Linked DNA regions of Homo sapiens: region 1 is linked to region 2. Evidence: chromatin contacts called from ENCODE POLR2A ChIA-PET data. All regions are on one chromosome and are shown on one strand. Each heading gives the region's core, a stretch centred on a gene start or an enhancer-like site at or near the end of the contact. The rest is flanking DNA. Distances are from core to core; before and after follow the strand shown. Region 1 holds the start of CBX8 (chromobox 8). Region 2 holds the start of PRPSAP1 (phosphoribosyl pyrophosphate synthetase associated protein 1).

Region 1 (3,926 bases), core at 1-2,500, 3.4 Mb before region 2:
GACCCGGCGACGTCCCCCAGCTTCCCGCGCTGGCGTTTCTCGCAGGATGTCCGCCGCCCACGTTGGGAAGAGCGGTGGACAGGAAGTGCGCGGGCCGGGCGCCGGGGTTCGGGGAAAGCCAGACGCACCCCCAGCCGCTCGCCCCATCCTCTGCCGGCTCCGCCCAGATGCCCTTAGCCCACCCAGGCCCCGAGCAGGGGGCGGCGAGGGGAAGGCGAGGTTCGGGGCCGAAGCCTGGCGGGGGCGGGCAGCTTGGGCTAAGGGCAGGGGCAGGTGGCTGCGGGCGTCGGGGATGGTCGGGGGGCAGGAAGAAGCCGCGCGACATCCTCTGTGGGGTCCTGGGCTGCAGCCGGGCTCCGGAGGGAACAGCCCGGCCTCCACCAGGTCTGTGTTCGGCTTCGGAGCCGGGGACGAGCGCTCCAGCCAGCCCGGCTCGCAGGGCCCGGAGGGTGGCCGAGGGCAGGGCCGCGCGACAGGAGCCTGAGACACATGCACATTGATTTGTTAGCGGGACCCGGCTTGGGGGGGGGGGGGACGTTGCCATGGAGACCGGGGGTCGGGTGTGCGGCTCCGGGGGAGGGGGGCGGGGGCCGGGGGAGAAGCCAGCCGATGGGCGCGCCGCAGGCTCTCGGGGTTCGGGCGCGGCCCGCGGCGCCCCAGCACCTGTGCATTGTGCATTGTGCGGCGCGGGCGGCTGGGGGAGGGGACCGCGCGAGTCCTGGGCGGTGGGGGTGGGGCGGCGGGCCGGGGTCTGCCGAGGGGCGGAGCCGGGCTGACATCGCCGCGGGGATCCCAGCGAGAGCTGTGGGGGACGCCGAACGCCGGAGGGACAACTTGGTGGCGGGGGAGGGGGGCCCCGGCGAGGACAGAGGGCGGCCTGCCCCCCTCGCCAGCCCCGCAGACTGACAGCGGCCGGGCCCGCCTTCCCCTGGCGTCACTTCCGGCGGCGCCCCCTCCCACTCGCGCGCTCGGTCTCTGGAGTCGCCTCGGACTCCGCCCCCTGGCGATTGGAACGCTGGTCACGTAGCAACGCGGGGGAGAAAGGCAGAGGGGCGTGGCTCGGAGCTCGTCCAATCAGCGTGCGGGGGCGCAGGCCTCCGGCCGCTCGGCTTTAGCAACGTCGTTAGCAACACGTGGGGCGGGAGGAAGCACTGGGCGGAGGGGAGGGGGCCGAGCGGAGGAGCGCGGGAGGGGGGCCGCGGGAGGGAGCGAGAGCGCCGGGAGGGGGAGGAGAACTGACGTCAGCGGGAGAGTATTATGGTCTGTCGTGCGCTGGCTGCTGCTTTTCTGCTCCTGGAAGCGGCCAAGGGGGGAAGCGGCGAGTCAACATGGAGCTTTCAGCGGTGGGGGAGCGGGTGTTCGCGGCCGAAGCCCTCCTGAAGCGGCGCATACGGAAAGTAGGTGCCCCCGGGCCTAGGGCCTCCGTGCGGCCGGGCCCTCCCCTCCCGGCCCGGGTTCCCTCCCCCTGCTGCAGCCCAGCTTCCCTTCCCCCAGGTCCCAGCAGCGGCCGCGGCCGTGGCGGCGGCGGCGGCGGCAGCTCTGAGCCCAGGCGCTTTCCTTAGACTTGCAGCGATGCACGGATTGCATGGGTGGGGGGCGGGGTGGGGAATGAATGCCGGTGCATGCACTTTGTGCAGCATTAGGTGCAGGGGTGATGCAGCGGGCGCGTGCCTTTTGCGGCGGGGTTTCGAGCATTCATCTGGTGCATGCATTTTCGCATGCATTTCTTGTATCCTCGTCATGCGTTTCTCCCCATGCACACACATTATCGCCTTTGCACCCGCAGGGACGCATGGAATACCTCGTGAAATGGAAGGGATGGTCGCAGAAGTAAGTAGGTTATATGCAATTCTCAACCCCAGACTGTTATTCGGGAGGTTTCTTTCTTCCTCTTTTTGCCTTTACATTGAAATACAATACAATGCAATGAGAAAAGTTACACACACACACACCCCCTCTGCTCTCACCCTGCTCCTGGGACTGATGCCCACTTCTTCCTGATTCCCTTTAGGTACAGCACATGGGAACCGGAGGAAAACATCCTGGATGCTCGCTTGCTCGCAGCCTTTGAGGAAAGGTACAGACCCTTCCAAGTCCCAGCCGCTCACTTAGAAACAAGTAGAGTGGCTTCTTTCCAGCCTGGACTAGAGTCCCACTTGCTTTCTTTACTCACGCACCCTTTCTCCTTTTCTTCTTTCTCCAGGGAAAGAGAGATGGAGCTCTATGGCCCCAAAAAGCGTGGACCCAAGCCCAAAACCTTCCTCCTCAAAGTAGGTTGGCAGTGTCCAATGGTGGAGGACCATGTTATGGAGTGATTTGTGGGAAGGGGGCTCTGAGGGCTGTGAGCCAATGGGGTGTCCACACATGTTGCCTATTTGTAATGTAGGAGGGAGTTCCCTGACAAGATGTCACCAAGTCAGTAGCAGCACCAACTGTGTCTGGGGGGACGGGCTTGGCCACACTAGAATTCCTTTACGCTCCCCCTCCCAAATGGACACAATAATCAAATGCAAAAAGTGTACTTTTTGCAAATGACTACTTCCAGCCAAATCTTCTACCTCTTCTCTCATCCTTCTACCTCTCAGCTCCAACAGCCATCCCACCCATTCATCCAGCCATCCACCCACCCACCCACCCACCCATCCATGCATCCATGTAGAAATTCCCAGGCATCATAGGGTAAAGATAGGAGGTCAGGGATAGAGGAGGAGTCCTGTGGGGGTGGACAGGGCCCTGCCCCACTCTTGAGACCATCTTCTCTCCTGCAGGCGCAGGCCAAGGCAAAGGCCAAAACTTACGAGTTTCGAAGTGACTCAGCCAGGGGCATCCGGATCCCCTACCCTGGCCGCTCGCCCCAGGACCTGGCCTCCACTTCCCGGGCCCGGGAGGGCCTTCGAAACATGGGTTTGTCCCCGCCAGCGAGCAGCACCAGCACCAGCAGCACCTGCCGCGCAGAGGCCCCTCGGGACCGGGACCGAGACCGGGATAGGGACCGGGAGCGGGATCGAGAAAGGGAGAGGGAGCGAGAGAGGGAGCGGGAACGTGAGAGGGAACGAGAGCGGGGTACCAGCAGAGTGGATGACAAGCCCAGCTCACCGGGGGACAGCTCGAAGAAGCGAGGCCCCAAGCCCCGGAAGGAGCTCCCGGACCCCTCACAGAGGCCCTTAGGCGAACCCAGCGCCGGCCTCGGAGAGTACCTCAAGGGCAGGAAGCTGGACGACACCCCTTCCGGGGCAGGAAAGTTTCCAGCCGGCCACAGTGTGATCCAGCTGGCCCGAAGACAGGACTCGGACCTGGTGCAGTGTGGTGTGACCAGCCCTAGCTCAGCTGAGGCCACGGGCAAACTGGCTGTGGACACCTTCCCGGCCAGGGTGATAAAGCACAGGGCTGCCTTCCTGGAGGCCAAAGGCCAGGGTGCCCTAGATCCCAATGGCACCCGGGTCCGACATGGCTCAGGCCCCCCCAGCTCTGGGGGGGGCCTGTACCGGGACATGGGGGCCCAGGGGGGAAGGCCCTCCCTCATCGCCAGGATCCCTGTGGCCAGAATCCTGGGGGACCCGGAGGAAGAGTCCTGGAGCCCCTCCCTGACTAACCTGGAGAAGGTGGTGGTCACGGACGTGACCTCAAACTTTTTGACCGTCACCATTAAGGAAAGTAACACGGACCAAGGCTTTTTTAAAGAGAAAAGATGAATGCTGGGTGGGTGTGTCCAGGAGGAGAGCAGGGGAGAGAGTGAGCGTGAGCTTGGCATAGTGATTTTTATTTCTGGGTGGGATGTGGCCTTTTGGCTGGTCCCGTCCCTGATGTCACCCCCACCCCACCAGCCCCTTTCATCCCTCCTTCCTCCCCCTCAGTTTTTGTTGGAAAGATTATCTCTAGAGTTATATTTTCTATTAGATGTAAATATGTTATTTAAGAAAAATATC
Region 2 (6,151 bases), core at 2,678-5,177:
AGACGGCCACCTTCTCCCTATGTTCTTACATGGCAGAGAGAGGAGAAGCCCTGATGTCTCTTCCTCCTTTAGGGGCACTAATCCCATCATGGGGTCCCCACCCTCATCTAACTCCAGCTCACCTCCAAACATTCCACCTCCTAGTCCCATCACACTGGGGGTTAGAACTTCAACATATTAATTTTGGGAGGACACAAACTTTCAGTCCATAACAATGACCATTGGCCACCCTGGGCATCCCCACATTGTTGCAAAGCCCATGCTTGTGCTGAGGAGTGGGATCCCGGAAGTGTTACCGGTGGAGGGTGTCCACGTTCTTGGCATCTTGAACAAAGAATTAGACAAAACGCACAAACAAAGCAAGGAAAGAATGAGGCAACAAAAGCAGAGATTTATTGAAAATGAAAGTACACCCCACAGGGTGGGAGTATGCCGAGCATAGGGGCTCAAGAGCCCCGTTACAGAATTTTCTGGGGTTTCAGTACCCTCTAGAGGTTTCCATTGGTTACCTGGTGCACGCCCTATGTAAATGAAGGGAATGAAGTCAAGTTACAAAGTCATTCACTCAGTGTATGCCCTATGTAAATAGGATTATTTCCTGTATGCCCTATGTAAATGGAGAGGATATTTCTTGTCATAGCTGAAGTATTTCCATTTTATTTCGTTCTAAGAAGTCAGCGTGAATTGGCCTTACGTACCCTGCCTCCAGACCCTATTCTCCTGCCTCAGAAGTGTTTCGTGCTCCCCTTTTCAGCAAGCATTTATTTTTAATTTTTTTGAGTCAGAGTCTTTCTCTGTTGCCCATGCTGGAGTGGAGTGGCTCAATCGTAGCTCACTGCAGCCTTGGACTTCCGGGCTCAAGGGATCCTCCTGCCTCATCCTCCCAAGTAGCTGGGGCTATAGGCTGATTAACTTTTTATTGTTGTTATTGAGACAGAGACTCACTCTGTTGCCCAGGCTAGAGTGCAGTGGCACGATCTCGGCTCACTGCAACCTCTGCCTCCTGGATTCAAGTGATTCTTCTGCCTCAGCCTCCGGAGTAGAAGGGACTACAGGCATGTGCCACCACATCTGGCTAATTTTTTTTTTTTGAGATGGAGTCTCGCTCTGTTGCCAGGCTGGAGTGCAGTGGCTTGATCTTGGCTCACTGAAATCTCCACCTCCTGGGTTCAAGTGATTCTCCTGCCCCAGCCTCCCGAGTAGCTGGGACCACAGGCGCGCCACCACCCCCGGCTAATTTTTGTATTTTTAGTAGAGATGGGGTTTAAGCATGTTGACCAGGATGGTCTCAATCTCCTGACCTCGTGATCTGCCCACCTCGGCCACCCAAAGTGCTGGGATTGCAGGCGTGAGCCACCGTGCCCAACCTGTTTTTTTTTTTTTTTTTTTTTTTTGAGAGGAGGTCTCACTCTGTTGCCCAGGCTGGCACAATCTCGGCTCACTACAACCTCCGCCTCCCAGGTTCAAGCGATTCTCCTGCCTTAGCCTCCCAAGTAACTGGGATTACAGTTGCCTGCCACCACACCTGGCTAATTGTGTGTGTGTGTGTGTGTGTGTGTGTGTGTGTGTGTATGAGAGAGAGATGGAGTCTTGCTGTGTTGCCCAGGATGGAGTGCAGTGGCCTGATCTCAGCTCACTGCAACCTCCGCCTCCCGAGCTCAAGCGGTTCTCCTGCCTCAGCCTCTTGAGTAGGTGGGATTACAGGTGTGTGCCACCGCGCCACCACATCTGGCTGATTTTTTTTTTTTTTTTTTGAGACAGAGTCGCGCCCTCGCCCGGTCGTCCAGGCTGGAGTTCAGTGGCACAATGTCAGCTCACTGCAAGCTCCGCCTCCCGGGTTCACGCCATTCTCCTGCCTCAGCCTCCCGAGTAGCTGGGACTACAGGCGCCCGCCACTGCGCCCGGCTAATTTTTTGTATTTTTAGTAGAGATGGGGTTTCACCGTGTTAGCCAGGATGGTCTCGATCTCCTGACCTTGTGATCCGCCCGCCTCAGCCTCTCAAAGTGCTGGGATTACAGGCGTGAGCCACCGCGCCCGGCCACATCTGGCTAATTTTTTGTATTATTAGTAGAGACAGGGTTTCACCATGTTGGCCAGGCTGGTATCGAATTCCTGACCTCGTGATCCACCCACCATAGCCTCCCAAAGTGCTGGGATTACAGGCATGAGCCACCGTGCCCAGCCTAATTTTTGCATTTTTAGTAGAGACAGTGTTTTGCCACCTTGGCCAGGCTTGTCTCAAACTCCTGACCTCAGGTGATCCACCCACCTCAGCCTCCCAAAGTGCTGGGATTAAAGGAGTGAGCCACCACGCTCAGCCAACACCTGGCTAATTTTTGTATTTTTAGTACAGATTGGGTTTCGCCATGTTGCCCAGGCTGGTCTTGAACTCCTGACCTCAAACTATCATCCGCCTCGGCCTCCCAAAGTGCTGGGATTACAGGCATGAGCTACTGCACCTATCCCATTCCCCCTTTTTTTTAAGAAGGTAACAAGGTTTTTGTCAGGGTCTGTGAGCTGGACATGTGTGCAGTGGTTAAATAATTTGGCCTAGGCTGTGCACCCACTGTCCTTTTTTTTTTTTTTTTTTTTTCTAGAGAGCTATTGGAATAGGGGCCAGGCTGCTGCAGGCTCAGGGCAGCTCAACTTCCAAATCCTGTAGCTTCAGACTTGTGGTCCTTCACGACATGCTGAGTCACAATCTACTGCTCCCTCAAGCCCAATGTCACCACAAGCAGAGTCTCTAAAGGACATTCTCAGAAGATGGTACTGTCAATGTGAGAGGCACCTCTCCTCCCCTCGAGTTCTGGTGCAGCTGATAACTAGAGATCTCAAATGCTTCCCTGGGCTTTACTTTCTACTTCAACAAGTACTGATTGCGGGCCTCTGGAGCCCACACACTGCCCTATACACTGGGTAACACGGAGCACTCAGGAATACACGATCTTGGCGGGGCGTGATGGCTGAGGCCTGTAATGTCGGCATTTTGAATGACTGAGGTAGGAGGATGGCTTGAGCCCGGGAGGTAGAGGCTGCAGTGAGCCGTGATCGCGCCACTGCACTCCAGCCTGGGCGGCAGAGGGAGACCCTATTTCAAAAAATAAATAAATAATAATAAAATTAAAAAAAAAAAAAAGGAACTCACGATGTGGCCGTAAAATGGGTTACATCCTAGTTAGGAAAATAGATGTTTGCAAAGGTACATAAATATGCAAGCATCAAAACAATAACAACAACAACAAAAATTTAAAAAATGCAAGCATCTACGTGTGGCACAGTCCCGCGGGCCGGGCGGCTTACTGTGGTTGAGGTCACCAGAAAGACTGTGGAACAGACGCATCGCGAGTGGGTCTCGGAGGGGTGGCGCATATGGAAAGAGGAGAAGGAGGGCTTTTTTGATTGAAAGCGAATACCGGCAAGAGGGCCTTTGGCACGTTCAGGGAACCTTGCCTTACACGCAGACACAGGGTTGGGGATCTGTTCGGAAACGCCTGAAAGATCAGGCTCAGGAGAAGACCACTTTTTGGCCGCTTCAGTACTGCGGTCAACCAGCTGGAAAGAACCCCCGCCCTCTACTTTTCAAATTAATCTCCGGCCGGCGCACGCGCCTCGTGGGGCGGGCGCTGTGCTACCATAGACATGCAGAGCTAGATCGTATACCTCCTCGGAGGCGGACATGTTGGGTCCTGGCCAAAAAGTTGGAAACACCTGGGGCCACTACCGAGGTAGGCTGCTCCTCCCAAGAAAGTGAGACCGAAAGAGCTCCCGTGGAAGCGGTCAAAGCAGGGGCGGGGCGAACCTGTGACATGCCCCTCGGAAGAACAGGCTTTTAGAGAGTCGCCAGGCTCCCTGCCCTCATCCGAGATGGCGGCCTGAGGGCGCTCTAGCCGACGCTCTTCGGATGCCCGGAGGGGGCGGTGGCCTTGCCTCTGGCTCTGAGGCGGCGGCGCCGGGCGCTGCGAAGGCTCGGCCGCTGTAGTCAGTGGTGTGGGGTGCGCAAGGGCACGGACCTCGGAGCTCTCCCCGCTTGCGCCGAGTTTCTCAGCGCCTTCCCCACCCAAACCGGGGTCTCGCAGTCGGAAGCACTCAGAGTGCAGCCCCGCGCGGGGCCGGTCGTAACCGCGCCGCGGGCCGGACGATGCCCAAGAAGCTGCTGCTGTTGCCCCCGCCCTCCGCGTCCTCGGCTTTCCGCGTCCCGCGCGCCCGCCCCGTTCCCCCGCCGGCCATGAACGCCGCTCGCACCGGCTACCGAGTCTTCTCGGCCAACTCCACGGCCGCCTGCACGGAGCTGGCCAAGCGCATCACAGAGTAAGGGGGCGGTGGGAGGGCCGGGCCGGGGGCGGCGGCGCCTAGCTCTCCTTCGCGCCCGGAGGGACCCGCTCCCCTCCACCCGCCCCACCTCCTGCACCTGGGGCGGGAGGCGCGGGCCTTCCCAGCCGGACAAAGCTTGGAGGTGACGGATACCGCCCCCCGCTCCCCGGTTTTGCAGCTGGGAGGCTTGGGGCGGACTCTCGGTGACCTCAGCCCCCCGCCCCGTGACTGGGTCCGCGGCCTGCCTGCCTTTCGTCTCCGCAGTCCCACACCCCGGGGCGGGCCGAGCTTTCTGGAGCCCCGGAGTGCGTGTCTTGGGGAAAGGGGCTCAGGGCTTGGCTTCCTTTCCCACGGCTGGAGTTGACCTGGGAATCTGACCGCCGCCACTCTCAAGTCTCACTGCAGTGAGACCCGCGGGCGTGGTTGTGAGTTGGGGGATCCGACGCGGCAGGTGCGGTCGCAGAGCAAAGGTGTGGGGACTGGCAGTGCGAAGAAGGCAATTCCAGGGAGGCAGATGGGCCGGAGCTGGTGGTAGAAATGACAGGCCTGACCCTGCTTTGTAAATCAGCTTGGGATAAGATCAGTCATTTGTGTCTTTAACCCAACCAAGCCCCTGGTCTTAAGTCGCCTTTGGGGTCTGACAGCTCTGAGATGCCCTCCCAGCCTTGCCACTTACTAGCTCTGTGTCAGTGGGCAAGAGACTTGATTTCCCTGAACCTCATCTGTGAAATGGGCATGGTTGAGAATATTGTATGATCGGGATAATGTAGAAGTAGTATCTGGTTCTAGCAGAGTAGGGGCTCATAGTGGCCCTCTGAATAGTTGTTTACTAAGTGGCCTCTTTTCTTTTTCTTTTTCTTTTCTTTTTTTTTTTTTTTTTTTTTTTGAGACGGAGTCTCGCTCTGTCACCCAGGCTGGAGTGCAGTGGCGAGATCTCGGCTCACTGCAAGCTCCGCCTCCCGGGTTCACGCCATTGTCCTGCCCCAGCCTCCCAAGTAGCTGGGACTACAGGCACCCGCCACCACACCCGGCTCATTTTTTGTATTTTTAGTAGAGACTGGGTTTCACCGTGTTAGCCAGGATGGTTTCGATCTTCTGACCTCGTGATCCGCCCGCCTCGGCCTCCCAAAGTGCTGGGATTACAGGCTTCAGCCACCGCGCCCGGTGAAATGGCCTCTTTTCTAGTTGGCTCTTTTGGAGAATCCCAGAGCTCTGATATAAAGGAGGAGCCTTATATGCCCTTTCTACATACACTTGTTAGAAATCTAAGACATAAAATGAATAGCTCGTCTTTTAATATTTAAAGCCATTTTCACATTTTAAACAGTTTTCATAGAGTTACTTCGTTACTTTTTTAGGGTTGACAAATGATTGCAGGGATATATCTTAAACTTCTGGGGGGAAATGTAGAAGAAAGGGAAAACTTTAGTCATTTTTTTTTCAGCTCTGCTTGTTTTTTTTTTTAATAGTTGGAGTTTTGGAGAGTGGAAGAATGTTAAAAAAACAAATCAATCCTTTTGCAGTCTACTACCTAGTTTCTATTTCTAACCCCTGATTGTTTGTCTTTCTTTCTGAGGCCAACGAAAACACTGACTTTAAACGAAGCTTCTGTGTGTATCTAGTGGTTCAGATTTACCCTACCTGACCTTGAGGGAGAGCAGAGGGGAGCAGGGCACATTTTAAAAGTCAGTGAGGGTTTTTTTTGTTTGTTTGTTTTAGATTCTTTCCTGGCAAATTCCCGAAAGATTTTGAATTACTATAAATGATACATATTCATAAATACTTCCCTTACCTGTTTTACTTGTCGCTCAGTAAGATTTTGTTTTATCTTATCTGTTT

The links. ChIA-PET counts read pairs that join two places held with the same protein, here RNA polymerase II (POLR2A).
Region 1: POLR2A ChIA-PET joins it to region 2 with 15 read pairs in A673. The contact joins the promoter of CBX8 here to the promoter of PRPSAP1 in region 2. POLR2A ChIA-PET finds 5 or more read pairs at or near these places in 2 of 52 experiments (A673 and OCI-LY7).

Annotation. Positions count from the first base shown.
Region 1 is chr17:79,794,401-79,798,326 of GRCh38, reverse strand. CBX8 (chromobox 8) reads left to right here and starts at 1,250. Exons shown (of 5, transcript NM_020649.3): 1 at 1,250-1,397; 2 at 1,787-1,830; 3 at 2,012-2,077; 4 at 2,204-2,270; 5 at 2,769-3,926. The coding sequence starts at 1,329. The coding sequence ends at 3,692. RefSeq lists silencers at 612-771, 802-1,011, 1,172-1,551 and enhancers at 923-1,217, 2,465-3,205.
Region 2 is chr17:76,351,692-76,357,842 of GRCh38, reverse strand. It overlaps PRPSAP1 (phosphoribosyl pyrophosphate synthetase associated protein 1), which reads left to right and starts at 3,927. Exons shown (of 10, transcript NM_002766.3): 1 at 3,927-4,309. The coding sequence starts at 4,140. RefSeq lists enhancers at 3,581-3,850, 3,097-3,961, 4,811-4,870 and a silencer at 4,131-4,450.